Regions from separate parts of the Homo sapiens genome. Here region 2 is linked to region 1. The links are chromatin contacts, found by Hi-C or POLR2A ChIA-PET in ENCODE. All regions are on one chromosome and are shown on one strand. The core of a region is the stretch at or near the end of the contact, and the rest is flanking DNA. Distances in the headings are between cores, read along the strand shown. Region 1 holds the start of LINC00896 (long intergenic non-protein coding RNA 896). Region 2 holds the start of RTN4R (reticulon 4 receptor).

What was found. A loop is a pair of places that touch in the nucleus more often than their neighbours do. ChIA-PET counts read pairs that join two places held with the same protein, here RNA polymerase II (POLR2A). Pooled maps may share reads with other maps.
Region 2: a map of CD8-positive, alpha-beta T cell shows a loop between it and region 1 (14-fold over the local background). The contact joins the promoter of RTN4R here to the promoter of LINC00896 in region 1. A Hi-C loop is called at or near these places in 16 of 168 maps with a recorded cell type or tissue (CD4-positive, alpha-beta T cell, CD8-positive, alpha-beta T cell, GM11168 and 12 more), 6 of 37 single-sample maps with no recorded cell type and 20 of 50 pooled maps. POLR2A ChIA-PET finds 5 or more read pairs at or near these places in 3 of 52 experiments (H1, K562 and activated CD8-positive, alpha-beta memory T cell).

What each region holds. Positions count from the first base shown.
Region 1 is chr22:20,205,056-20,207,948 of GRCh38, forward strand. It overlaps LINC00896 (long intergenic non-protein coding RNA 896), which reads left to right and starts at 1,277. Exons shown (of 1, transcript NR_026919.1): 1 at 1,277-2,893. It overlaps LOC105372862 (a long non-coding RNA gene), which reads right to left. Exons shown (of 3, transcript XR_938009.3): 3 at 963-1,190. RefSeq lists enhancers at 1,394-1,633, 2,842-2,893.
Region 2 is chr22:20,266,973-20,269,672 of GRCh38, forward strand. It overlaps RTN4R (reticulon 4 receptor), which reads right to left and starts at 1,346. Exons shown (of 2, transcript NM_023004.6): 1 at 1,099-1,346. The coding sequence starts at 1,120. RefSeq lists an enhancer at 190-878 and silencers at 1,090-1,249, 1,340-1,499, 1,550-1,609.

The DNA.
Region 1 (2,893 bases), core at 27-2,526:
GGCTTTAAGAGGTACTAACGGAGGAGGCTGAGAGGCAGGAGCTGAATAATTGATGGCCTTCTCTGGCTCAGGATCTGCTGAAAATGACACGGTGCAAGGCAGAGGGGCTGAGAGTGCTGACCACAAAATGCTGAGAAGCCACTCCAGGGCGGTCACGGCCAGAAGGAGGACCCCCACTCAGGACGGGGTCACAGGCATTTGGGGCGGGTGTCAGAGGCTCCTGCCCTGGGTCATTCCAGGGGGCCAGGATACCCAGAAGCTGGGCCTAGAGGCCCACAGGGCTGGCTCACCCCCACTTCCCTCTCACACGCCTGCCATCACCGGTGCTTCAGCCCAGCAACCCCATGGCTCGTTGGCCCCGTCCACAGCCCCCACTGCCTCCTGTGTGCTGGGCGTGGGCCTCTGAGCTCTACTCTCAGCCTCCTTAGCCCCAGGAGAGGAGTGGAGGACAGGGGTTTAACGTGGGGTGTGGTGCGGAGCGGGGAGGGCTGTGGCGCCCCCTCAGCCCCTCCTTTCCTAACAGCCTCAGCCTCCCCCCTGGAGAATCCCCTACCTGCTGGGCACATCTGGCCTCTCCCCACCATTCTGTCTCCAGCCGGGAGATCTCTACCCAGTGAAACAGTGAAACAGGAAGGGTTCCCTGGTTACCCCGCGCAGGGCGCAGGGCATGCAGCGGGGGAGTGGCTCGCTTCTTCAGTGCCCCACCGCTCACACCTCTAGGGGAGCATACAGACGGGCAGGCTGTGGGGCTCTGACCCCATGGCAGTGTCTGGGGGTGAATGTTTACAGCTCTTGAAACCCCAGTGGGAGTGCGTTACCGGGTGGTCTTTTAGTCTAGCGGTCTGTAGGTGGCTGGTGAGAGTGAGCTCAATTAGACCCCTGCCTTATAACAAGGACAGAGGAATTTCTGTATCCCAGGGTTTCTTGCCTTGGTGTACCAAAAAATTGGATCACACGTGGGCTTGGAGAATGAGTGCAAGGTTTTATTGAGTGGAAGTAGCTCTCAGCAGATGGGGGAGCCAGAGGGGAGATGGTTTTCCCCTGGAGTCAGGCAACATTCTCGGGATGTCCAGCAGCTTGTCTTCTTCCACCAGTGTGTTCCTCTCCCCACACAGAGGCTTCTGTCTCTGCCTTGCTAGGGTCTTGGGTTTTTATAGGCATAGGATGGAGGCATGGCAGGCCAGGGTGGTCTTGGGAAATGCAACATTTGGGCAGGAAATGCCTGTCCTCACCTAGGTTCGTGGGGGTGGAGCCCTAGGCAGGGACCACGCCCTTCTCTACGGAGCACTTCCCGTCCCTCCTCTGTATCATTTAAAGGGACCACGCTTTTCCCTTCTCAGCACTTCCTTTCCGTATCAACAGGAGGCCAGGGACTGGCTGGACCCCTAGGAGCCAGGTCCTACGGATAGGTGAGCCGGCCCCCCAGGGCAAACACCTCCACTGGGCAGACCTGACTGCCCAGAGCTGGATTCTTTACTTGTAAAAGGGGCCATGAGTGACACAGGCTCGGCCTGCTGTGCCTTGAGGAAAGGAGAGGCTAAAAATTCTGCCTTCTCTCCTAAAGCCAGCCGGGCTCTTTATGGTGGGGGAAGGAAGGATTTGTTTATTTGCACTCTTCTGAAATAAAAGTTCTCTATCCTCCCTCCTGGCTGGAGTTGGGAGGGCCCCATGGGTGGGCTCTGAGATGTGGCACACGGTACCCAGGGCAGGGCTGGGAAGGGTGGGGTGCAGGGGCCTCCCTGGCTGCAGGGCCCACCCACCAGGTGCCTGGGCTTGCTGCACTGAGCAGGCATGGGCTCTGGCCCCCCTCACTGTCCCTTCCAGGCCCAGCCTGTGTTCAGGGCCCAGGACAGGGTCTGGCCAGCAGGCCCCAGGCCTCCAAGATGTTCTCAGCCTCTGGAGTGTGTGTGATGATGAGCACTCATGGAGCTTCCTGTATGCTGGGCCCTGGGCTTCTGAGAGGGCCACCGGGTGGCGACTGAGTCACGAGGTGGAGGGCCAGTCCCAGGGACTCCAGGTGACCTCGTGTCGGCACCACGCCCTTCTCCCATGGGCAGTCCTGGGCGCCCCTTCCTGGCCTTGGGCCCAGTGGCCTGTGGCCTGACCCCGTCCACTCCTGCTTGGTTGTCCCAGCAGCAGCAGGAGCCCATGCTGGAGAAGGTGTTATGGGGCAGGTGGAGGGCCCGGCTGACTCAGATGATCCCCCAAGTTTCTTTTCAATGAACACTTGTTTAGTGCAGTTTTTCCTCCTCAAATCCCCCTCACACAGGCAGACACCCTCTTGGCCCAGGGTAATCTGCTGAGCCTTTGCTCAAATATAGCAGCTTTGCTGCTTTCTAAACACAACTAATCCAATTTGGGATTTGGGGATTCGAGGTGGGCAGCACTGGGCCTCAGATGAGCCCCCATCACCCCAGACCCATGCAGGAAGAGCCAGGCAGGGTGGGGCCCTGGGGCCACCTGGTGGGCTCAGGGCCAGGGCATCGCGATGTCCCCATCCTTCACACTACGGGGCTTCCTGGCTGCAGAGTTGGGGACTCAGCTGGGAATGCTGGCCATAGAGGCAGAGAGCCCCCATCCTGCTGGGCCAGCCCTGACCTGGCTTCTCCAGGGTGGCCCAGTGTCCCCTTCTGCCCTTCCCCTGGCTCCCACCGTCCACATCCCTCTATCTGCCCACCCTGGACAACAACCAGCACAGTGCAGTGTGGCCCTGCAGTGACACCACCTGCAGAGAGGTCAGGCCCAGCCTCCCCCGTCTCCTAAAAGGCCAGCAGGTCCCAGGAGCTGGGGGTGGGGCCTGGCTGTGGGGCCTCCATGCCCCAGGGGCCAGGGCAGACCCTCCTTAGCCGGCAACCACTGCAGATTCCTCCCCTGGCCAGCACTCGGGGACCTC
Region 2 (2,700 bases), core at 96-2,595, 62 kb after region 1:
CTGGCCTCCCCACTCAACAGACGAGCATGTGGGTGCGGGAGTGGTTATTGCGAAAGGGGCCCCAGCATGTGCCACCCGTGGAGACCACAGCAGGCATGCCGCGTGCATGCATGTGTGGCCGTGGGTGTGCAGGCGGGGGCGAGGACACAGATATGCACCCTCAGAGTCCGTGTGTGCACCCAGTGTTTGTGCATGTGCACACTGGGGCGGCGTTGGCTTGCATGTGCACCAGAGGTGTGCAAGTGTGCAGTCCGTGTAGACAAGTGCACGTGCAAGGAAACGTGTGTGCAGCCTGCGGCACCATGGACATCAGCAGGGCAGCCTGGGTGGGCACCTGGGGAGCACCCTCCAGGCGGGGCATGCCCAACTCACATGGAGCCCACCCTCCCTTGCCCGCACCGCGGGACCTCACAGCCGGTGGGGCGGGGGAGTCCCACGAGGGCTGCTAGGGAGGGGTTGCTGATTGCCCCACCGCCCCTGATTCCCCCAGCCAAGCCTCTCAATGTCCCTCGGGCTGCAGATGGCGGGCGTTGCTGCCTCCTCTCACCGCCCGCCCTGGAGGCAGCGCTGGGACAACCCTGTCCCCCACGCCCTCTACTGCCGCCAACGCCCCCATTCATCCCACTGTGGACTGACCTCGGAGAAACGGGAGGTTCTGAGCCCAGACCGTGAGGCTGGGGTGGAGGCGGCCCGACACCCCCACCCACCCTCGGTACCCACGTTTCTGCAAAAACCCGCTCGTTAACCCCTTGGTGGCCGGGGCGCTCCGAGGCCGGGCCCCGCCCTTCCAGCCCACGGCCCCCGCCCTCGACTTGGCCCAGCATCGGGGACCCTCGGACCGCCACCCTCGGCCCTGCCGAAGCCGTCAACTTTCCCGGGAAGCGGCAACTTTTCCTGCCGCCTCCGGCTCCGCCCTCCCGGGGCCGGGGCGCCAGCGGCCCCAGCCTGGCGCGGCACTGCGGTGGCTTTCCCTGCCGCCCGGCTACGCTTCCCTCGCCTCGGCAGCCCGGGACGGGCCCTGCGGCTCCGGGGAGGGGGCGAGCCGCCCCCCTCCGCGCCCCGCCGCCGGCCGGGCTCGGGTGCAGCGCGGACACTCACCTCCAGCGGACGCCCTCTTCATCGTAGGGGTTGGGCGGGGCGCGTCGGGGACTGAAAGTCGTTTCGGGGCGGGCGCCCGTCTCCCCGCGGCCGGGTCCGCATCCAGGCGCCGCCGCTACGGCCCGGCCCCGGCCCGGCCGCGGGACGAGGCTCGGCGCGCTCCGCTCCGCCCGGCTCTGGCTGGGCTCGGGCCGCGGGTGCGCAGGGCGCGCAGGGCGCACAGGGCGAGGGCGGCGGCGGCGCGGGGGTTGGGGCGTGGGCGGCGCGGCGGGCCGGGGCGCGCAGGCCGGGCCGCAGGAGGCGCTCAGCCCGCCCGGTGCACCGGCGCCGCGCGGTCCCAGACAAAGGCGGCGCATTCCTGAAGAGGCGGCGGCCCCTGCAGGCGGCGGAGGGGATGGCGGCCCGGGCCGGAGCCGGCCGGGGACGCGGGCCCGAGGGTGTGGCGGCCTAGGCTGGCCCGGTCCCCAAGCGGGCAAGGGCTTTGTCCCGAGGCCTAGGAATGGCCTCTGCCTGACCCACTCCCTTCCTGGCCTCACGAAACCCATGAATCCCCCGCCCCCTGCACAGAAGCCCCTTGCTGCAGCACGATCGCCCCCATTTTTCAGTAAGAAACAGGCTCAGGGCTTAAGAGAGTTCTGGGGGCCCTCCTGGGCCTTTGTGGCCCTCTCTGCACCATCCTAGAGAAGGGACCTAGGCCTGATGTTACCCGTAACCCTGCAGGGGTCCCCCACCTCTTCCCTTCTGCGGAATGGGGGCTCCAAACCCAGAAGACGCTCTCCGAGGTCACCTGCTTAGTATCCCCCCACTCTACCAAGCCAGCCCCCCACGGGCGGTGTGAGGCATGGGGCCAGAGAATCCAGTGACGCCCCTGCACACACCACACAGGGGTGCAGGTGTCCCTTCTCAATCTTCTGCTCGGGGCACCTACCGGGCCTCACCGATGAGCTCCTAAGTGCATCCCGGGGTCTTCAGACAACTGCCAGGCTGCCCCTGCACCTGGAGAAGTGCTGGGAGTCAGCTCAGCCGGGCTGGGTCCTCCCCAGGCCCACCCTGCATGAGAGGACCATGCAGATGAGGGTCTTGCAGGCCCACCTGGTGTCAGTCTGTAGGACCCTGACTCAAGGACGGAGTGGGCCAGCCTGATGCCTTGATGGCCCCCCTCAGAGCCCAGGTCCACTGATATGAAGCAGAGAGACCTGGTGACTGGGCACCCCTGTGCCCTCTGCCTGCCCCTGGCCATGGAGGTGGCCCTGAGGGAGATGAGCAGGGCGCAGGGCCGGTGACCTGCCTGCCTTGTGCAGAGGAAGTGAGGACCTCCCAGAGCCCTGGTGCTCCCATCTGATCCCAGTGGCAGGCAGCTTCGCAGGGTGGAGCCATGCTGGGTGGGCCCTCTGCCTGGTGTGGAGGCTGCACTGCCCACATGCCTCTGGCTGCCGCTCTGTGGCCCTCATCACTTTGGCCTGCTTTATCCCTATCACCCTTGTCCCAGCCTAGGCTTATGAGGGCATTGTGGAGTGCATGCCATTCCCAGCCACACAGAAGGTGAGGTGGGGCCCAGACACCCCCAGCCACTCTGTCCCCTGGCCTCCTGAAGGGGTGGGC